3 separate regions of the Mus musculus genome follow, and regions 1 and 2 are each linked to region 3. The links are chromatin loops, found by intact Hi-C in ENCODE. Cell type or tissue: left cerebral cortex. All regions are shown on one strand. Each heading gives the region's core, and the rest is flanking DNA. Links, peaks and the distances in the headings are about the cores only. Region 1 overlaps Dcdc2a (doublecortin domain containing 2a). Region 2 overlaps Dcdc2a (doublecortin domain containing 2a). Region 3 overlaps Nrsn1 (neurensin 1).

Region 1 (7,819 bases), core at 1,058-6,057, 140 kb after region 3:
TGTGAACTTCTGAGGTTATGACCTCTACCAAGTGCCAGAAATAACCAGTAAGACTAACACTGAACCGCAGCATCTCACGGGGACGTCAAATCACGCAAGTTAACAAAAATTTAATAAACATAGTTGATTAAAAGAGGCGCAGAAGAAGAAGGGTGTTTAGAGCCCTGATTTCCATAAGACAGGTTAATGGGGCAGTGAGACGGTTTGATCCTGGCCCCCAGGGGAGAACCTTCAGATATGCATTATGGAATGCACGCCCGTGCACCCGTGTGCGCACATGCATGCACGCGCACACACACTCGTGCACACACAAGGCAGGCACACAGCAAGTTTTCATCTTGACCTCATATGTATTATCTTTTTCAGTATGGATAACATACTTTTTTCCTGCTGTGAAATCCCACTGAATTTCTTTATTATCATTAAGGGAACACAGATTTGATGAGGCAGGGGACAGAATCAACCGCAGCCTGGCCTCATGTTATAATTCTTCAACGTGTGCAGAATACAAGGGCTGTCAAATACATACTATGTTTTTTACTTTATTTTTTCTGTCATTAATAAACACTATTCTGGTTCCTGTGTGTGCATGCCATCGTGAGTTAATGAACTACATAATGATCTGTGGGACACTGGAGCACAGTCCTGTGTCCTAACGACAGCCTTGCCAGTGAGCAGCACTGAGGAGTCACAAGCGAGCTTTCTAACACTTCAGCACTTCAGCTTCTTTATCAATAAAATGGGATAACGGCAGCAATAACTACATGTGCCTCATCCAGCAGCTGTAAGCTCCAATGAGACTGCACACCTGACATGGGAGCCTCAGCACATAAGCACCCAGAAATGTTAGTCAGGATGCTCATAGCGCTGATCAGAATTGCACAGGCAGCTCCCCATGGATTCTCCTCTGCCGCAAAACCTGTGTATGTGCCCTGATTCTTCTCCGGGTGGAAACAGGACCCATAAAGGGTGGGAGGGGGGAGGGGAGGGACGCGGGACAGAGAACAAGAAGGAGGAGGCTGAGGCAGGAGGATGGTGAGTTTGAGGTCCGCCTGCACTGCATAGTAAAAGCCTATCTCCAAAATAAGAAGGAAAAGGGAGAGAGGGGTGGGAGGAGGGAGAAAGGGAAAGAGAAGAAAGGCAAGAAAGAGAGAAGGGGAAAGGGGGAGACAGGGAAGGAGGAAAGAGGGACAAAAAGAAGAGGGGGGAAGCAAGCATGGAGTATTTATGCGACTAAAGCTCTGAGAGAGAGAACGAGCAGGAGGAGCTTAGTAGGGAGGAGAGCTTTGCTGCTTTGCTGTGCAAGCATGAGGATCTTCGTTCTTATCCTCAAAAGCCACATAAAAAGCCAGATGTGGCCGTGGGCACCTGCAACCCCAGCACTCGGAGGCGCCAACTAAGGATTGCTGAGTACTGTTGGCCAACAGCCTGGTTACAAGTTTACTGAGAGACTCTGTCTCAGGGAATAAGGCAAAGTGTGAAAGAGCAAGACACCCAATGTCCTCCTTTCGTCTCTGCATGCATGTGCAGCAGGATGTACACACACACACACACTCGCACACGAACATACACATACAGTGCACACATACCACACACATGCATAGTATACATACACACATACACATGCATGCATGCCTGCAAAGACTTCACAATATTTTACTAGAAAATGTGGTTTAAACTTGTATAACCCATTTCCCAAATTTATACTTTTGAGCATCAAACTGTTATTGTTACAAACATCTATCAAAAGTCTTTGAATGTCTGCACCCCAAGCTCCACATTAGGAAATGACCTGGTTAAGAGATTCCTCTTAGGACCTGCCCATCCACTCTGTGCAGTAGGCTAGAGGGATGTCAGTCACCACCCTGAGGGGCTGCAGCCTCAGGACCTGTCCTTGGGATAAATGTGGAAGCATCTTCTTTCTGTCCTGTGGCACCAATCCCCTTTGGAAAATGACTTCTCTGTGTGCTTTCTTGCTGTGAAGCAAAGTGGTGCCTGTGAGGACCCAGCTACAGCGAGCTGTGGTCTTCTAGTGTGAGGGCCCCTGTCCCACAGTGGAACGTGGCAGCCTTTAGTGAGCTGTGAACTTGTACAGTGAGGGCACCCATCCCACAGTGGGATGTGGCAGTCTTTAAAGGGAGTGAAATCGGACCAATTTTGAATTACCATCCAAATGTATAGAATAGAAAGAAGTGGAAAAGCCTCTAAATTTAGGATGCTCAGAAGGTCTTTATAGATATTTTATCTTTATCTTTCTCCCCTCTGTGGTAGCACACAGCATGCTGATCTCCAATAAAGGTTCTATCTTAGGCCGAAAACAACTAGGGCAGCGGAGAAGAACAAAAATAGAGTGAGATGTAAAGTAGGCCACAGTCCCAGAAAAGCCAGCATGTTGTATGTGGGGAGAAACATCTCTGCCCTGTCTTATAGTAGCAACCAGCACTGTGGAGTCTCCCCAACACCGTTGTGAATGTGCGCCGGGCAGGGAGACCTTTGCTGCTCTCAGGATGCTGTTCCTTTTTATACATACAGGATAGACACCAAGGCCCAAGAAAAGACTTCATACCAACAAGGAAAAAAAATCAATATTTGCATGGCAAAACATGTGCTGGCATTTATAGGTTGCAGAAGGAATTTGACCATTGAAATGAAAAAGAGAAATTGGTTCTTCTTCACCAAGGAAAACTTGTGCATAAAGTCAAAATTGTCACCATTGAAGTAAAGCAATAAATTCAGAGCAATTGGTACCAAGGAAAGAAAATGCAGCTGCCGGGGGGGGGGGGGGGGGGGGAGTAGCTCAGCATGTGGTACCCAGCGGGCATCAGGGATGCTTACAAGTGAAGCAGCAGCATCTAGAAATGGATAGGACTCCTACACCTAAAGACATGAGGAGAGCTTGCACCCAATGTGTGGGAGATCTAGGGTGTTCACAAAACTGCATAATGAATGAGTAAGGACAGCTGGGGTGGCAGCTCATGCCTGTCATAACAGCACTTACAAGGCTGGGACAAGAGGATTACCACAAGTTAGAGGCCAGCCCAGGTTATACAAAAAGTCCAGGTTAGCATGGGCTACACAATGATACTCTATGCATTAAAAAAAAAAAAAAAAAAAAAAAAAGTAACTAAGTCTGGTCATGTGATACATAGATGCATGAACTAGAGGTCAGCCTCAGAGGTAGCATCTATTCCAGCATTCCCTGAAGGCTGAAGATGGACTCTGTCCCTGGCTGGTCTGTGTAAGATCAGAGGAGAGCCACTGTGACATCGGATTAAGGAAGAAAAAGGGCTGCAATGACTCCTCCCCACTCACAACTGGAAAAGGAGACACTGGAGTGAAGAGCCAGGAAGATGAGGCCTCTGCAGAATGTGAGACATCAACACACAGCCCTGAAGGAAGACTGGCCACCGCATCTCTCATTCCTCCCAGAGACCGGCTGCAGGTATTCACATAGGAATGTCCACCTCCAAGCCTGCTGCGCTCAGCCCAGGCATTTCTTTCTTTTTTTTTAAGATTTATTTATTTATTATATGTAAGTACACTGTAGCTGTCTTCAGACACACCAGAAGAGGGAATCAGATCTCATTATGGATGGTTGTGAGCCACCATGTGGTTGCTGGGATTTGAACTCAGGACCTTTGGAAGAGCAGTCGGGTGCTCTTACCTGCTGAGCCATCTCACCAGCCCCCAGCCCAGGCATTTCAAGAACTTTTGGCTACTGCACTGCCTTGGACTCTGGATAAACTGCTTTCTCCTTCCTTCCCTGTTCCCAGGCTGGGCTAGGGAACTGTTACACTAAGAACTTGAAAACTTAGCTTGTAAAACATCAGAACAGTATCCAGCACTGACCTGCTGCCTAGGTTAAGCACCATAGCATGTGATGCTTTCAATAGGATTGTCCCATGGCTGCCTATAGGAGAGATTCTCCTTCTTGCCGCCTTTGGGTCAAGATGTTCTTGATCTATACATAGTAGGATAGAATGAGTTCTGGGCTTTTCTGGAATGGTATTTCTGCTTCATTTTCTACTGAAAACACCCTTGCACTTGTGGGTATCTCATCTGCCACCTGTTCAACACAATGACTGAGTTGAACAATACAATCACATTGAGATTTATAAAATACATATATGCATAATATCATCTGAGTCCCAAAATACCTACTTAAAATGAATTCTTGAAATCTACTTTGCAAAGGTTTGAAAATCCTTGTGTAGATTGGTGCCTAGCCCAGTTACCATCAGAGAGACTTCCTCTGGCAGCTGCTGGAAGCAGATGCAGAGAACCACACTCGAACATCATGCAGAGCTCAGGGGACCCCATGGGAGAGAGGGAGAAAGGATTGTTGGAGCCAGAGGGGTCAAGGACACCAGGAGAACATCGCCCACAGAATCAACTAAGCAGAGTTCACAGGGGTTCACAGAGACCGAAGCAGCAATCACAGATCCTGCATGGGTCTGTGCTAGGTCCTCTGCATACATGCTGTGGTTGTTTAGCTTCGGGTGGGAGTTCTAACATCTGACCCTTTGCCTGCTCTTGAAATTCTTTTTTGTCTACTGAATTGTCTCATCCAGCTTGGATATGAGGGTTTGTGCCTAGATTTGTTACATTTTTGTTATGTGATTTTCCAGTTAATATCACTGAAAAGCCCAGTTTTTTTCTGTAGGAAACAGGAGCAGTGGACCTGGGGGAGAGGACAGGTAGGGGCTGGGAGGAGTGGAGGGAAGGGAGATTGTAGTCAGGATGTATCCTGTGAGAAAAGAATAAATAAAAAGAAAGAAAGAGAATCCCTATGCAGTCCAACACCTCCCATTCTTCTCCTTTATGGTGAGGGAAGTTGTGATGCTTAATCCTCACCATGAACTTGCCTGGCTTTGTAATCACACAGAAAACACATGCCTGGGGTCCTTTGATGGAGTTTCCAGAGAGGCTTCACATGTGCTGAGAGGACTCAGTAGGCAGCATCATTCTGTGGTGTGCTCCAGACTGAGTAAGGAGGAGGAAGTGAGCTACACAGCAGCTTCCTGCTTGCTGACTGTAGACTCAGTGTTGCCCGCGGCCTGTGATGGCTGCTCTTGGTTGTCAACTGGACTACAGCTGGAATTAACTGGAACCCAAGTGGCTGGGTACACCTGTGACACATTTTTCTTGATTGAATTGTTTGAGTTGAAAAGACCCACCCCCTAAATCTGAATATTCTGTGGTAAGAAAATCCACTTTAAACCTGGGCCACACCTTCCTGTGGCAGCCTGTATAAAGAACATAGAAGGAAGTTCTTGCTTTTGGCCTGCTTGGCTTCATTCTCTTAGTTCATTCCCTTGATGGTATCTAGAGTACACTGAGGCCCTCTGAGACATCCGGACTCACGGACTGGACACCTCCATTCTTGGACAGCCACTGTTAGACAAACAGGATTACAGACTAAAATGCATTCTAATAAATCATACATGCACACACACATACTCTCTCTCTCTTTCTTTTTCCCTCCCTCCCTCTCTCTGTCAGTTCTGTTCCTCTAACATGCCCCACATCCCTGTGCTTTAAAATTGTGTATGCAAAATAAGCCCAAGTGGCTTAGCAGTTAAGAGCACTAGTTGCTCCTAATGGGACTGCGTTCAGTACCTAGCACAAAAAAGTGACTCATGACTGCCCCTAACTCTAGTTCCAGAAGATCCAGTGCCCTTTTCTGGCCTGCACTGGTACCAGGCACACATGCATTATATATACATGTACACATGTAGGTAAATATAAACAGGAAGGGAGGGAGGAAGGAAAGAAAGAGAGACTAAAGGAAGGAGGAAGGGAGAATGAAAGGAAGAGAGGAAGAGAGGGAGGGAGGGAGTGAAGGAGGGAGGGAAGGAGGGAGGGAGGAAGGGAGAAATAATTAGTATAGTATCCCAACTCTGGACCACAAACATTAACCACTAACAGAATTTCCTAGAAGTTTCAGCCCAACATCAGCTATAACTCACATTAGTAAGACAGCAAGCTATGAAGTGAACACTTTTCTGAAAAAAACACTGAAGGCTGAGGTGTGGCTCAGTGTTAGAGCACAGGCTGGCCACATGCAAAGTCTCGGATTCTACCCTCAGAATGAAAACAGAATGACGTGTTACATTGCTTACATATATTCACTGGTATCTCACCACTAAAGTCAATAACAATGTACATACTCCAAAACTCATGTCGTTAAGAGATGTTGAATTATACAATGAAATATGCAAGAAGCTAGCAGCCTCTGACTATAGTAGAAAACTATTGTGCAATGTGTTGACCCTCTGAGCAGTGGGATAAGCAAATGCCCAGTCTTTTAAGAAGCTGGTATTTAATGAAATAGACTTTGGCCCATCGATCATTGGAGGAACAGAAAACATGTATCTCCCATTTGTCCAATGAGTAGGGTAGCAAGAGCTACCAGCAAATCGTATTACTTCAGTTATGAGACAGGCCCAGATCACCTCAGAGCCCTCCCGTGTGCACCTTCTGGTTACACGATGCCCTTTCAGTCTGGAAAGTGTGTCTTCCAAATGTGCTTCAGGGTTTTTCCAGCGTTTCTTGTGACAGAGGACGTGCAAGTGCGTAAGCTGGATCATGATTGACACTCGGGCCCTGGCTCACGTGATGGGGTTTTTGAGAATGGATTGCTGCAGCTCTTCCTGCTTGTGGTGACACAGACAAACGGTGCGCAGACTGTAGGTATTAGGAAGCTCAAGAGCAAGCTGTTCAAGGGCAGTCATGCTACCAATGCTGTGGCTACCCTTGTCGGGAGTCTAAATACACAATTAGCCAATTCCAGGAATGAAACTATCATGGAACAAAGCATAATAATATAGCTAGAAGAGTAGCCATGTGTGCACACACACATACAAACATGCACATGTGCCCTGGAGAACCACAATCCTCCAGAAGAAGATAACCTTTGCCTTTCGTTTCGTTTCGCACTAATACTTTGCTTTTAAAAGTACTTTTTGTTATCATGCTAATGTACACCATAACAGTATAGGCTCCTTTCTTTGCAGTCTTTTCTGGTATTTCTAACTAAATTACTATGTTTTTTCAGTTATCCACTATTAATAATAACAATGAATAGAACCAGGCATCCAAAATGCTGCTCCAAAACAATCATCATTATGTTTCCCCTCACAGTGATGAGGATAGCTAGTTAACACCTCTAAAACGTCTCTCCAGGCGCCACAAGGACAGGGACAGCCAGCTGTGTGGTGGAGGCTGATCTCACAGCAGCACTGAAAACACTTCGCAACCCCCCCTTCATCAATCACTCACCAATCTTACTTTGCATCTCGGCTACAAAAGAAAATGGGATTTGTTTCCCTGAAGAAATATGTCACTGCTCTGCCTGAATTATTAAGCTTTACTGTTACAGAGAGAAACAGAGTCAAGGAAAAAGGAAAGGAAAGCTAGAGCCAGGTTGCCATCTACAGTCAAAACGAAGCATCGCTGGTTCAAAGAGCACGTCCTTGATCGCTGAATATCATCCATAAACATCAGAATTTTTACAAAAGCAAGATGTGTGTGACTAAAATCATAACTAGTTTTTAAAATATTATAATGGTAACAGTATACAGTTAAAGAAGTCATGTTTGAATATTTGTATATAGTTTTAACATATACTAGAAAATAATCTTAAATGTTCACCATAACCCTAAAATTTAAGGCTTTGAAATACCAAATAGCTCTCCTCACATTATATACATGTTTTAGTAGGAAAGACAATAAGGATTTCATCTCTAAAAGCAGCTATTGTACATTATTACTCATTATCCTGATCACCTGCATCCTACAACTTGCTGCTTGTGATCTC
Region 2 (7,819 bases), core at 1,038-6,037, 72 kb after region 3:
AGGGGACAGTCATCTGCAAGCCTAAGAGATGTCTCAGGACATCCAGATCATCATCTTGATTGGAGATTTGCAGCCCCCAGAACAAAAAGAGAAAAGATTCTTGCTGCTTAAGCCACTCCCATTGTGGTTCTTTGTGTTAGCAACCCTAGTACACTCATCCACTACCCGAGTACTACTCCATTCCCTACATACACATATACAGAGGAGAGAGAGAGAGAGAGAGAGAGAGAGAGAGAGAGAGAGAGAGAGAGAAAGAGAGAGATCCTTAATTGAGAAGGATAAATGGAGCCTTTCCCAGATTGAAATTTAATGTGAGGAGAATCCTCTGAGAAAGAAACACACACAGAAAAAATCCTTAGTCCACTCCCCTGTACAACCAGTATCCAAACTGTTCCTTATGTCTGTACATGGATAGTGCATCTTTCCCACAATTAGCACAACCGCTCCAGGAAGCTACCTGGCTCCTCCAGGTGGAATCACTCACTGCTAGGCACCCTCTCCACGTATTTATTGATTCCTTTAGGACTCTCTAATCATCTAATTGTAGGTCATACAAAATTAGCGAACACAAATTGCTAACCAGAAAAAGAGCCTCTTCCCACCTCCCAGATACTGGCATGATTGTGGAACGATGAGAGAAATGACAGTCTCCTCTGTGGAGACCCCTGGAAATCATTCAACAGAGGCCTTCTCTTATCCATTTCTAAACCCACTGTGGCAGACTAGTGATGATGTTCATAGTCTTTAATGAGGTAAAGGGGTAACAATCGCCTTGGGAGCGCGCTGATGAAGAGGAGAGAGACGCACATTTATCAAGCTCTCTCCTGGCGCCTGGTGTCATGTTCTATGCATCTCATATGCATAATGGCATTCACATTAACCTTCAACAACGATTCAAGAATAATACTGTTATTATCCTAATTTGCAGATATGGAAGAAGGCAGAATTCAGTAAATTTTCCCTACCGCTTCCTGAGATGAAGAGTTTAGAGAGCAAAATAGAATTCTGCTCTGAAGCGGTTACTCGCACAACTTGAGCATCAGGTTCCAAGTCAGAAGCATTAGCACTCAGTACCTGGTAACACCTCCACTGCTGACGCCATCCCTGCTGGACCATTGGAGACACCACCACAGAGTTCTAGACCACATGAGCAGCAAGCCTGGTCTCCAATGTGTCACATTAAAGCAGGCGTTCTAGTTGTGATGACGCCTCTTTAAAAGAAAGCTACATTTTTAGCCTAAACTGTCAGCCCATTGGTTGGGATCTGGAGAAAAATAAGAGAGATGACTGTGGATGGGATAATTTTGGGTCAGGAACACAGACTTGCGAGCACAGTGACTCGGAAAGAGTTTTTCCCATAATCGTGTCCTCTACCCGACACTTAGATCAAATTTTAGTCTGTTTGTGACTCAATTTTTCAGAAAACAGGTTTTCATATGGAAACCGTTTCTCTCAGGGATATACATATCTCGAAATTTCACGACGAGCTCATGCCTATGAGTAATTGCACGATACTATACATAAGGCGCAATTGTGTTTCACTGGAGTTTAAAGATTTATTCCTTCTACTCTATTTGAAATATGCGTCACATAACCACATAACCATGAGTGCAGAAGTCACTTAAACTTCTGTGGTCCCAGCCTCCCAGGCTCGTTGGCATTCATTCAGAGCACATGAAGTTCGTGAGTTAGAGAAGTGTACATACAGGTGTACAATCACAGACACCTCAGACTCTTAAACACAGAGCTCTGCAGATGAAAATCAACTTTTGCCTTTTAAAAAGCACATACTTTATTAGTGGTATATTACACATTGCATAATGTACAATGTAATATATCTTAGTAATTGCCCTTGATCCTTGTTAGTAGAGGAACTAGAGCAGATTTCCTCTTTAACCTGACACTGGCAATGACATTTTGAGTAACTGCTGCCCAGATCTGCCCACATCACATCTTACTATTTAGTTTCTCACACTCTGAGCAGGCACTTGATGTGTAGGAAAAGTTGGGGAAAGTCTAGGTTGGTTGTCACTGGGGCTACATCCTCATAGCATTCAGGTTTTTGGCTGATTCCCAGCCCACTGAGAAAAAGGTGCCCTCATTTATTGTATTGACATCAACACCTGTGAGATCTATCTTCAAGTGCTAAGATGTCAGCTATGTAAAATACATAGACTTTTCTAGTCCAGGTGTTCTCTCTACCCCCTTTCCTGAACAGCATTACTCCCACCTTGAAAATACTACTGGAGAGAAACTGGGAGAAACTGAAGAGTTGGATCAGTAAACATGGAGGACCCGCTGGGCTCCCAGGGGACTGCCTGCCCCCTGCAGAGGCAGCGTGGCCCTGTGTGCAGGTCTGGTGCTCGCTATGGAATAGAAGGTATTTCTGTTCTTTGTGGCAGAGGCACTAGCAGTCCGTGGAAGTACAGAAATTATCGTTCTTGTTTTTATTTCTGTTCCCATGGAAACTAAAATCATCTCCTACCAAGTTGAAATGAGGTATTTGGAAATAATCAGTTTCAATTTTTCATGATAGCTAAGTACTGCTTTCTTGTTCTCCGCTTTCTGGCTTACTTTCATGGAGGAGGGGGAGTGACATTTTCTGAGGGCACAAAGACCACGGAAATGGTGATTATCTGCAGAGGCATGAGCCCGGGTCCAGAGGCTGTCACCCGGGCCCTGGAGAGCTCTGAGCTCCTGTAACACCCATATGAAGATGTAGTTTACCAGAAGTATCTGAGTAGTGTGGGATTATGAAGTCATCACTGGAGGGAGAGCACTGTAAGTTTTCTCATTTTAAAAGGAAATGTTGGTTTTCTTTCATTTTCACGGAAATCCCCGCAGGCTGCGTTTTAATGTTTAACACCATTTCTCTCAATTAAACATAAATCTACAAACACGGATTCACTAAGAGCCCCATTTCCGGTGAGCCCACAGAAGGTTAGGGGTCTTGCTCACCCTCAGCTTGATGCTCCCTGTGTCTGGGATGCTCACAGCACCAGCAGGAACTTGATCCACCACAGACCTGTGGCTGGGATACAGGGAGTACCACTCAACTTGTAGTTCTAATTCCTTTCATTCGCCAAGACTGAGTGGCCCTGTGCTCAGGTAGGAGATGGGACCAATTATGGGAAAACCAGAAGCTCCCAATCTCTCCACTGCCCTTCCTGAGGGGTTCTAAAGAACTACAAACCAGAAGCCTCTGGACTCCTCCTGTGCCAGCAGCGTCAGCAGCAGGTGGGGTTTCTGTGGAAGAATGACTCTCTCTAATGAGGATTTTGTTTCTTCTGTGACAAAATAAAAAATTGCATCCAGGTTCCCTTTGGTTCTAGATGTTTTACACTTCTGTTTAGTAAATGCACTTGATTGAAGAGGAGTCGGGGTTATGTTGCTGTATATGAAAACTGGATACTTTGTAGGCCCTGCGTCTTGCTGGAAGAAGCTGCAGGTAATTGCTAGTTATCTCCAAGAAACAGGTAGTCAGTGATAAACCAAGCCAGGAAATCTGAGGGTTCAGATTTCAAAACCCCTGTTTTCTCGATGTACTTCTGGGCTGGCTATAGAGCCTTTGAAATGGCATTGCATTTTGCAGATGTAAACAGTAGTCACAGCTGAAACTAATTCCGAAGGGGCTGGGCAGGAAATATAAAGGCTTAACTTGGAACAAGTGTGGGAGAACAGGGAGAACTGGCTGAAAACTATGTGGCATGCCAACAGGTGCAGGCACAGTATACTCCAGGTTGGTCACTAACCACTTCCTGGGGAATCCAGTCATAGAACATCAGCTCTCTATCCTAACTCCTGGAGAATCCTGTCATAGGCCATCAGCTCTCCTTCCTAACTCCTGGGGAATCCGGTCATAGGCCATCAGCTCTCCTTCCTAACTCCTGGGGAATCCGGTCATAGGCCATCAGCTCTCCTTCCTAACTCCTGGGGAATCCTGTCATAGGCCATCAGCTCTCCATCCTAATTCCTGGGGAATCCGGTCATAGGCCATCAGCTCTCCTTCCTAACTCCTGGGGAATCCAGTCATAGGCCATCAGCTCTCCTTCCTAACTCCTGGGAAATCCTGTCATAGGCCATCAGCTCTCCATCCTAATTCCTGGGGAATCCGGTCATAGGCCATCAGCTCTCCTTCCTAACTCCTGGGGAATCGGGTCATAGGCCATCAGCTCTCCATCCTAATTCCTGGGGAATCCAGTCATAGGCCATCAGCTCTCCTTCCTAATTCCTGGGGAATCCAGTCATAGGCCATCAGCTCTCCTTCCTAACTCCTGGGGAATCCGGTCATAGGCCATCAGCTCTCCTTCTTAACTCCTGGAGAATCCTATCATAGGCCATCAGCTCTCCTTCCTAACTCCTGGAGAATCCTGTCATAGGCCATCAGCTCTCCATCCCTAGCATAGATTAAATAAAGACAGTTTAGGATGAAAGTAATTTCAGGCTGAACACTCTAAATTGAGCATTATGTTTTGTTTTGCCCTCTGACATCTTCCAAATGTCCCTCCAAAGTATCAGTAAAGGGAATTTTTAAATAAACCCAACCATAAAAAAGAAATAATAGTAACAAAAATTGGGATGTAATAAACTCAATGACTGTATGCCCAAAAAAAAAAAAAGATTAGATGTAAGAAAACTCAAACATGCATAAAGGAACGGTAAAGAATAGGTACATGCCCCCTGTACCAAAGCCAGCTAGAGTGAATCTCTCGGTAAGAATCCAAAGTCCCCTTTTCACACTCAGGACCTAAGTGCTCGGCACTAGGCTCACACTAACAAAGTAAATATGAGCATGTTCTCATAAAAATCAGAAGAGCAACACCAAAGCTACCAAAACTTAGACAGGGTCTTTCTATAAATACTGCGAGTCAAGCACACTGCCCTGGATCTCTCCTGCTGGCAAACTCTGCCTATGCAATGTCCTTACTAATACACACACACACACACACACACAATCTATCTAGCACTAAGGCAGAAGTCAAAACAGAAAAACAAAGAAGAAAACCTCCTAAGAACCACACTAGAAAAATGAAGTTTGAAACAGCAGAGCACCAGTATTTGGAGAAGGGAAGATGTCACATCCATGAAACAAGAATAGTACACTATAAAAAGAACACGTGGGGCTGGGGAGATGGCACAGTTGTTAGAGTGGCTATTTCACAAGCCTGAGGACCTGACTCAGAGTCCTCGCACCCACTTAATAGCCAGGCACATATACGTCATCAACCTAGAATTGAGGGCAGGGGTAGTCAGAGACTGGAGAGTCCCTGAGGCTCAGTTATATAAACTAATGTGCTCAAGGGTTAGTGAGACACCTTTACTAAAAAAAAAAAAAAAAAAAAAAAAAACTTCCAGCTTTCACACATACCCATGAGTGCATGCATACAATCAAGTACATGCAGCACATATATCCACACATAGCAAAGCAGGGGAAAGAACATTCAGAAGTATGAAAGTGTGTGGAAGTTAATGACATGGCAGCCCTGGTGAGAATACCAATAGGTGGGGCTCAAAGTATATAACACTTACTGGAAGAGTCCCTGCCCAGTAAGCGCAGGTGCTGAGCTCAGTCCCTGGCAGGGACAACAGATATACATCTGTAGGTGTGACTTGCATTTTGTATATGTGATGTAACATATATAAGATACATATATGATAGAGCCTACTATTCTGAAGTCCTAATCATCTTTTCTGCTCTGCATCTCTCTGGATTGTTTCTTATCTTTTTAAAAAGTCAAGTTATATCCTACAAATACTGAAATTCAAGAAAGAAGATTATTAAAGAAATAATTTAACATTTCTTCCAGAACTAGAATCAAATATTTCCAGAAGAGAAGCACAATGAGTGGTCAGCAAGCAAGAAGGCCTTCCCCCAAGGAGCCTCCCGAGTAGCTCTGGGAACACCAGGAACAAGGAAATGAGCCTAGCAATAGGGAAGCATTAATCGCAAATGGTCAGGAAAGGCAAAGTTATCAAACTGCTCAACTGCACTCCTGAGTGGGAAGCAAACTGAGCAGGGTTTTCAAAGTCCTGAGAGAAGTCATGTGACCCTAGAATTTTACACATAGACATGCTGACAATCAAGTTTGAGTAGAGAAATCAAGGTTATTTTCAGATATGAAAAGCCTCTCACTTGGACTGTAACTCAGCGGTAGAGCACTTGCCTTATATGCAAGAGTCTGTAGGTTCAAAAAGTCTCTCCCACACAATATGCCTCCCATGGAGGGTTTCTCTGCCTAAAGGAAAATTGGTTACACCTTCATTTTTATGTGGGGAACTTTCCTATAATAAAGGTTTAGCCAAGAAAAAAAAAAGAAGACATGGAATCCAAATACCAGGATCCATACACTGGAGAAACATAAGTATCCCAAAAAAATGATAAGGAAAATACCAAGCCAATCTGAGAAGCATATGCAGAGGCAAACTAAGTAGCCTTAGTGATCGCAGGGCTTGGGAAAGGGGACAAAGAAAGATTGCATAGTCGCAAACTGTGCAGAAGGAATCAGGAAGAGCCAGGCCCACAGCTTCAGCCACAGGTGCACAGAAAGCTAGGCAGATGAAAAGCAATGGGTCATGGCCAAGCAAGGGAGGCAGGAAGGTGACAGTGTAACTGAAGTCTACACAAAGAGCCATCCAGGAGTAATACACAGTGAGGAGAGCCTGCAGATCCAGAATTAAGCCAGCAAACGTTATAAAATTATACTAGAAATAAGGGCAAAAGGTATGCTTGTATATTTGTGTTGACTTGTTATGGCTAGGAGAGAGGAGGGAGGAGGGAGGAGAGAGGAGGGAGGAGGGAGGAGTGCTCGAATAACTAGCTCCCACAGTCATTAGGTTGAAGGTTTAATAAACAATACCTAAATTGTAAAAAAATAAAAATAAAACCAAGAGATTAGATACATAATATTTGAGATGACAAGATTATTTTATGTACGTCCAAGGCCATTCATTATACAAACATCTTTGACAACACATTCACACACATACATGTATGTGTCTAGATGTGTGTGTATATGTGCATATTTATCAACATTTATATATGTACATATATGTGTGTGTGAATGGAAAATGAGGATGGTAGGTCTGTCTGTCTGCCTAGTGATCACTACAGTTATCCAGAGACGAGCCGTGCAGTTCTCAGCCCTTAGCAGGTACCTGATGAAAAGTAGCTGATATTTAATGCGTACCACAAATGGGTGTGGTCTTCAGAGCTGCTCTTACTGTTATGGAGAGGTTGCCACTGGTGATTATCATTCCACACCCTCACTGGCTTCGTGCAATGTTCAGATTAAAGCCATCTAACATACAGAAGAGGCTCTGACACCGACCCTAGCACACGGTGCCCACTGTGGAACAAACGCAACTGAGGATCCCAGCACTGCGTGGAACAGGGCAGAGGGAAGCACCGAGGAGCCTCTGTCACCGGCTGCTTCTCCTCCAGGTCCTTCAGTCTCCTGGTGCTTTTCTTGCCCATTTTGAGTTTGTCTCTCACTCCCCAGGCTGCATTTTTCTCAGCTATCTCCACATGTCCAATAAGAAACCAGACACTGAGATGCAAGGCTGATCCAATGACATAGGAGATCCATCCTCCCTCCCCATGCCCCTCTCTCCAAAGCACACAACACCTAGGCAAACAGATGCCCCTCACATTGCTTGAGAAGAGGTTTTGACTTTAGAATATAAATTAGTCTTAGCTTTGACAACTAATAAATTTTGTGCATACATGATTACTCTTCTTTGTCCGAAAATATAATATTTAATTATGGTTTCACACAAGACTTAAAACTGTGTTTTCTCCCAGGGGGAAAAAAACTACAAC
Region 3 (7,819 bases), core at 1,377-6,376:
CCAAGGCTGGTGACCTCAAACCAGCTGGAGTTGGAACAGCTAACATAGACTTAATTGGTTCCTGGCTCTGTGGCGCCAATGTTTTCAGGACCTTGGAGAGCTCCCAGGGCTCCAGACAGGCCAGTGCTTTGGTAGAGGACCAAACCATCAGTTTCTTCAGACACAACAAGGAGAGGAAAGGACATTGCTGAGAGAAAGAGAGACAGAAACCAGGAGAGGCCATGAGGGAAACCTGAGAGACAGAAGAAGGTAGTAGCTTTTAACTGGTTTGTTTTGTTTTGCTAACTCAATTCCTAGATTCTAATGTTGGCTCACATACCACCCAAACTTCAGGAGCAAGGAAATGGATCTTGAAGATGGTATAGCTATTTTTTTCTCCAGTATAGACTGACTATAGAAATACTGAAGACAGTTTGTTATGTCTTTTCTAGGCTTACCCTTCTCCCCACTAACCTTCAGTTTCTCCTACAAATGCAATGGGTATCTTTTCAACAGAATTTTTCATGGTCTTTTAGATAATCTGGCTCTCTGTTTGTTTGTTCATTTGTTTGTTTGTTTGTTTGTTTGTTTGTTTCATTTCACAAGACTAAAGTAATGCAGAAAACCAATAGCTCAGTAGCTAGCAGCGGTCTCTTAATTGAATTTTGCACAGGCACATGCTTCTCTTGAGCAGCTGGAGAATAAACTGATCTTGATAGGAAGACAACGGATGTGGAAGTTAAACTAAACACAATGAGGAAATTGTCCAGAGATTTGCTGAGGGTGTGATGCATGTAAGTTTATCGGAAGACACAAGGATTGTAAAGCTCATTTGTTTTGCAGAGCGGTTATGAGATGTCTAGGAAACAAGATATCATCTTTCATGTGGAATGTGTGTGATATGAGCAGAGCAGGCAAGTTAGTGTGGTCAACTTCATGGAAAACCGTGACACCAAGATAAAAGCAGCAGCTATATGGTGTGCCAGGGCTCACAAAGCCCTTGGGTTTATGTCACTTCAGTCATGCCAAAAATTATCATGAGAAGCCATTAGAAAGTTTAAAACATAAGTTAGACTTTTGGGTTTGTTTTTGTTTTCTTTCTTTCTTAGGTTTTGTTATTTGTTTTTGTTCTAAGAAAAGCCATCACTACTCTTTCCCAAGAAGATCTTGGTCACTGGTTTTGTGAGTAATTTGTAAGTTTTTTTATTTTGCTCTGGGTCACATCTGCAGAGTTATTGTTGTCTTTTCTTAACTAGAGTTGAAGAATGAGCTTCTAAAAGAAAGACCAAAGAATAAACAGGCAGAGGACAAGGAGAACATTGAAGGTAAGAGACAGCTTTTGTCATCTGTGAATACAGAAAAGGAAGAGTTTAAAAGGAGAAGAATGCTTATTTTGGTTTTGAATTTTGCATGCCTTATTAATAGATATATGTATGGATGGATAGATAGATAGGAGACAGGTAGAAAATAAAGAGAAAGATGATATATTGATGACAGATAATAGAAAGAAAGATAGATGATAGACAGATGATATAGATAACTAGACAAATGATATATAGATGGATAGAAGATGATAGCTTATATGGATGGGTAGAAAAAATTGGTAGAGGATAATCAATGGATAGATGAACTTTAGATAGAAAATGCCAGATAGATGTATATGTAAGAGATGTGTGGATAAGTAGAGATAGATAACCATCACTTGAAAGATTCAGGCAACTGATAATGAGTAAACTAATTATATACTATTACTCCTATTTTCTAAATTATAAAAGTGACTGTCGATGCACTGGCATGGAGAGTATAAAAATAACTCATTATACAAAACCACTATCTCTCTGATTATTCCAAAAAGACAAAATATCTCTGTTGGTTAAAATATATATCTCTCTCCTTTGGTAGAAACACATTTCAAGTTTTATGATCATGCTGTAATTCAAAAACGCTCAATTTCAGAGTGGCAAGGCTCTTAGCAGGCTTTTGTGCCTTCCTGTGTGCACTATGAATCTCATCCAGTCTTTTAAGAGATGTGACCTTTTGGGTTTGGTTCTGGATAAATGGTCTCAATGGACTGTGTCTATACCGTGTGCCTTGCAGCACCAGCCCTGTGGAAAGTGACTCTAATGGGAATGTCACTCTCATTAGCTCAGAATTATTTAGAGGGAGAGAAAACCGTATGAAAAATTGAGCATTATTTCAAAGTGAATAAAGAGAACAGAGCCTGGCCCACAAGTGACTCACACATAGAGCCATGGGAAAACACTCATCCACTTGGTGCCTCAATGTGCTGCTTCCCTTCTCTCAGGAAGGCCATGAAGATAAACAGTGTGAGGCCTGTGAGGTCCTCAGAGTTGCAGGAGGCATAAAGACTTATTTCTATTTCCATGACTGTGAGCACTTGCAAAATAAAATGAAAATAACTGCATAGATTATGCCCAAAATTAAAATTCTCAACAACTGATACTTCACTACATTGATCCATGGACTCACAACACTGCCCATGGGGATCTGTCTGTCTAGCCAGGGGGTCATTCCCAGCTCTCACCTACTGTAAATGTTGCTCATGAAGGCTATTTTGTTGGAGAGAAGTAATAGGGAGAAGAAAGCTGTAGATAGTCCTCATTTGTCAGTATCTAGAAGGTCCTTCAGGGAGAATACAAACAAATCCCTCTTCATAGGTGAGCAAATACATTCACACAGATGGCATCTTGTCTGGATTCTGTCATAATTCCAGACAGGAGGTATAGGTAGTTGGTAGAATGTTTGTCTCCCATGCACAAGACCCTGGTACAATATCCAGCCCTGCACAAAGCAGCATGATGGTGCATACCAGCACTCCTGATGTGGAGGCAAGAGTATCAGAAGTTCAGAGCTAGTCTCAGGCACACAGACGTTAATTCAATGCCAACATGGACTAGAGATCTTGCTGCCCCTCCCCCAGCCCCCAAAAGAGACTACAAGAGGCTCCACTTGAGTATTTACAAGTTATATACCAATAGTATATCATTTAAATATAATTCTAGAACGCTCCCTTTTCTGCTTCTATGCCTATACCTCCTGCATATTAAAGCTTTCTCTAAATAACAGAGCCCCCTAAAGTCTGTCCCTTAATAATAACTGTAAACAACATTGGCAATACTGTTTTGTGACTGTTGATACAGATATTTAATACAAGGTAACAAAGCCTTCTTCAATAAGGGAGGACTGATTCAAGTTCAAAGGCCTTTGCCCAGCTTTGTGTTCCTGTCTCTGTCCTAGTTTGTTGTGTATCCTTTAGTAATTGACCAGCTTTAAAATCACTTTATGACATGACTTCATGTATTCTTGGCCTAACAACACAGGTGTCATTCAACAGGTTCCAAATAATTATAACATTATTTGTATGGGAGACAGCTAGTTTCTGCCTTATCAACTTCTCTTTGAGTTATCTAACTCTGTTGAGGTTCTTAGGCCCCAAGCCCTCAATCTGCGATGGTAGATTTTAAAACACATTTACGAAGTGGTCATCCTCTTCCAGACATCAGTTCTAACTTCTTGTGTCTGTAGGAAGGTATGTGAATCTTCTCAGACACCTCCTCCCATCCAGGTGCTACTACTGAAGGTAACATGTATGATACTAAAGTGGTGTATTTAACGAGCAACCTGTAAGCCCTCAACCTGTTTAATGCTTACATTAACCTTAAGCTAAACTTCATACACACTGGAATTAAGGACATGTCTGTGACTATCAGTCCACAAAGAGCTAGAGACCCAATAAACTCAGTGGTATACCCAACATAGAGTAAATGGCTCATTCTGAAGATGTGTGGCCAAAAATGCCTAGAAAAACACATCTGGAGAAAGTAAAGCCTTAGCCCAGTCCAGTCTTCTTATTGTAAGGATGATGAAACCACATCCCTGAGAGGTTACTAAGCCTATGAGTGATGTGACCAGAATGCCTGAGTCCATTCTCTGCTCTGTGAGGCTGACATGACACGGGCCATGCTCTTCCTGTGCATGCCTTGTGCTCTTGGATGGTGAAGTAAGGATCGGCAAGATTCCTCTTTGGGGGTACAACCAGCACCACTAATGATCCATTTTGAAGTGGAATGCACGCTCAGCATCCAAGTGTTTGCTTCGGGCCACTTTGTTCTTCTGTTTTTCTTTCTCATATTGGCCTTTTGTTCTGTTTTGTTACTAGCAAAGTGTAATGAAAGAGTCTCACAAAGTATGCTGGAAGTGAGCTGGGTAGAGAATGGATACAGTGAGTTTCAGGAACCTGCTCAGCATCAGAGCTGAGTCCTAGGAGTGAAGTAGCTCCTCTGGTTGCTGTCAAGGGCATTTTCATTCCTCCTATATCCTCTATCTTCCTCCATGTTGAAGACGCTGGTGCTCTGCAGGAGAAGTGTAGATTATATAAACCATCTAGGTGAGTGGATTCTGACTGCACAAGCCTATGATTCAGACCCAGCTCCTGAACATCGTAGTAACTGTCATCTTTTGTCTCCTCCCTGACTCACAGTGTGACCTTTAGCAAGATGATTTTTTCTATACCTCAGTTTCCTCAATGACAAAGCAGAGTTAGTAATACCAACCCAATTTCCATCTGACTAAAAAAAAAAAAAATTATTAGAATGTCTTCAAAGAAGGCAACTCTAAAATTATCCTACTTATGTGTCACTGGCAATAGGCTCTTATTAATCATATTCATTGTATAAGCATTACACAGAAGGTACTGAAGAGGTCATCCTAGCACTTAAGATATAAGAGTTAGATACCAATCTTTTGATCCACCAGGCTTTGCTGCAAGCAGACAAATTGCTTTCTAAAACCTCAAGTAGTTGTGAAGTCAAACCCCTCTGAATGTCTAAAAGTTCTCTTTTGAAATACTTACCTCTCTTTAGCTCTCCTGACATGCTCTCCAGAATAACTTGTTTTAGAGGTAGTTAGTTGTCCCTGAACCAAGAAAGGACACAGGTGTCAAATGTAATGCTGGCCAGCATATAGAAAGATAAGGCCAGTTGACAGGATGCCACCTGCTGTGCCCTTCTTCTGACACCAAGGACACACTTTCTCAAATTTGATTCTATTTTCTAACCAAATCTGTCGGTGGCAGGAGTGCTCACAAAGGAATGCCCTTGTGAGTTTGCTTTGTTCCCATAGGACTCTTCTCACCTCTCATCACTGCCATCTGTCAATATTGGTTACTTTATGAGCTGCTGGGACAAGACACTGACAAAGGCAACCTATGCAAGTAAGGAATTATTTTGACTCATGGTTCTAGGGCATCACCCATCATGGCAGCAGGAAGTTGAGGGAGGAGCTCACATTACATCCACATTCAGGAAGGAGAGATAAATGCTGGCACTCAGGCCATTACTCAGTTCAGGTCTTCAGGCCACGAATTAGTGCTACCTGCCTTGGCAGACATTCTTCCCACCTTAGTGAACCGAATCTAGAAGACCCTTCATAGGTATCCCTGGCAGTTTGTTCCCTTGGTGAGTCTAAATTCTTTGAAGTTGGCAGTCAAGAGAACGATCACATTATCCAAACAAACTAAGTGACCACAAAGAAATCTGACAGAACTAAGGAACAGTTTTGTCGTGTGGACATTACTAGCTGATTCCTTGATAAGCAAGTAGAACATTTAATGACTCTTTCTTGACCTCGATTATAGCACAGTCCAAGACTTTCCTGGAAAAATATCTTTCTAGTGAGAAAATAGCTTTGGGCCTCACTTTGTCATGTACAGTCTATGTCCAAACAAGGAAAATAATCTACAAGAAACTGAAAAGTACCAAATATTTCCCGCTTCTAGCTAAATACATATCTGCTTATACAGAGATCAGAAAAGTCAAAGAACATAGAACTGAGAAGTCCCTCACTCACCAGAACTATGGCCCTTTTCAGGAATTCCTTACTAAAAAGAATAAACAAAAACATTGAGCTTAGTGGTTAAGAGGACTGCAGTTCAGTTTCCAGCACTCACATGGTGCCTCACAACCACCTCCAGGGGACCCAGCTCCAGCTCCAGGGGACCCAGCACTAACTTCAGGCCTTAGCAGGTACCAGGCATGCAACCATTTAAGATGTACCAGGGGGGAAAAACCCAAATACATTAGATAAAGTTTTATTTTAAAAAAATAACATAAATTATTAACCAAATCCTTTTAGACTGCTCCCTCCAAGAGCAACAGTTGGAACCAATCAATCTTAAATTTCCATCTTGCAAAGATAGTTCCCTAGGCGGCTTAGTTTTACTTACTTTTCTTAGTCTTATTTATACTAGACACCTGGAAGGAAATAGTAAAAGGGTCTATTGTCTGCATTAAAATTTCACACCCACATGGACAGACATATCCACAAATAACCACAGAAATGCATGGTGCTAAGTCTAGTGAGGTGTAAATTAATGGCCCAGTCACTTGTGGTTAATAAAGCATGGAAGCTGCTCCACGGCTTTCTGACCAAGTTTCCATACGACTTAGCAATTAGCTAAAATATCAGAAGATGTTACATGAGCTCTGGACACAAAGCCAGAAAGCTCTAAGAGGAATACTGTACACATTCTGGAAAGGAACGTGGTTAAAAATCCAGGACAAGCAGAGACCAATTCCATCCATGGCCAGTGAGAGCCCACACGTTTCTTACATTAAACGTCTGTTGTCAGAGCTCCTTTATTGCCACTTCTTATGTGCCGTGTGCTTGTATTTTATATAATTTAAATGACTGAAGCTTTGTGGAGAACCAATTCTAGCCACTGAAAACTGAGGGTGATTTCGCATTCAACAGAAGAGAAGGACAGATGGTAAGGTAGGTGGGTCTTTGAAGGCGCTTTTTCTGCTTACAAAAAGAGAATTGTTTGAACAGGTTGGCCTAGCATTACTCTTGCATTTAATATGCCTTTTGACCCTGAGGTCAAAGAACTGGCCCATGGGGCTGATGGCTTGTGGATGCTCTCTTTCCAGCTGGGAAGATGACTTCTTGCAGCAACACCTGTGGGTCCAGGCGAGCCCAGGCTGACACCGAGGGTGGGTACCAGCAGCGCTATGGAGTTCGGTCCTACCTGCATCAGTTTTATGAGGACTGCACTGCCTCTATCTGGGAGTATGAGGATGATTTCCAGATCCAGAGATCGCCTAACAGGTGGAGCTCAGTATTCTGGAAGGTGAGGAACCAGTATATGATGTGGAAATACCAGAGCTACAGAGAACTGAGAGGTTCTCTGTGTGTGCCTCAATCTCAATAACATTAAATGCATTACTCTTCCCTTGGAAAGGAGATTAAAAATTAGGGGTCAAAGAAAGCCTCTAAATGCAACATAATTACTTGATGAGCTAGTTTAACAGGAGTGGGTTCAAAGGTCAGGCAATTAGTAGTCTTGCTAGCCATTAACTTGCTAGTTCCGTCATTAACTGTGAGGGACTCAGATGCAGAGCGTTGTGTTCTCTCAGCCTCTTTCAGTCTGGATAGGTATCTGTTGTAGTTTAAATGTGTAAAGTTCCCCACAGGCACCGGGGTTTGAAAACATTTGGTTCCCAGCCTCTGATGCTGATTTGGGAGACTGCTAAGCCTTTAAGAGATGGGGATCAGCTGGAGTAAGTGGGTCCCTGGAGGCTGGGCCTGGAGATTTTTGCCCTATCCTGACTTCCTACCTCCACTGTGCTTCCTGATTGTCCAAAGGGAGCAAGCCCCTTCCACTACAGTCAGGAGCCAAGCCTTCTCCAGCCATGGTGGATTGTATTATTGTGTTCCCTCAGTGTGCCTCAGTAAACACTACCACCCCACTGCTCCCCCACCCCCCTGCTTCACTTGCTTCTTCCAAGTGTCTTATTGCAGTGTGGAGAGAAGAAACTCCGTG

What was found. Hi-C counts contacts between places; a loop is a spot of excess contacts. Peaks named below come from ENCODE experiments on the same cell type or tissue, not always from the same donor. Only the 100,000 strongest peaks of a DNase experiment are listed, where the experiment ranks them.
Region 1: it touches region 3 in a loop (4-fold over the local background); 3 of 42 quality-filtered maps call a loop at or near these places.
Region 2: it touches region 3 in a loop (2.5-fold over the local background); 2 of 42 quality-filtered maps call a loop at or near these places.

The regions. Positions count from the first base shown.
Region 1 is chr13:25,122,529-25,130,347 of GRCm38, reverse strand. The region is part of intron 7 of Dcdc2a (doublecortin domain containing 2a); the gene reads right to left. Among named protein-coding and RNA genes, the nearest start is that of Dcdc2a, 70 kb to the right of the region's middle. In left cerebral cortex, for the core only: no CTCF peak of the experiment used is centred there; DNase peaks (open chromatin) are centred at 1,384, 2,351, 2,906 and 3,328; H3K27ac peaks cover 1,206 bases.
Region 2 is chr13:25,189,386-25,197,204 of GRCm38, reverse strand. The region is part of intron 8 of Dcdc2a (doublecortin domain containing 2a); the gene reads right to left. Among named protein-coding and RNA genes, the nearest start is that of Nrsn1, 77 kb to the left of the region's middle. In left cerebral cortex, for the core only: no CTCF peak of the experiment used is centred there; DNase peaks (open chromatin) are centred at 2,559, 2,683, 3,064, 5,154 and 2 more places; H3K27ac peaks cover 867 bases.
Region 3 is chr13:25,261,507-25,269,325 of GRCm38, reverse strand. Nrsn1 (neurensin 1) reads left to right here. Exons shown (of 4, transcript NM_009513.2): 2 at 1,236-1,304; 3 at 6,927-7,126. The coding sequence starts at 6,935. Among named protein-coding and RNA genes, the nearest start is that of Nrsn1, 4.6 kb to the left of the region's middle. In left cerebral cortex, for the core only: no CTCF peak of the experiment used is centred there; DNase peaks (open chromatin) are centred at 2,250 and 4,366; H3K4me3 peaks cover 969 bases.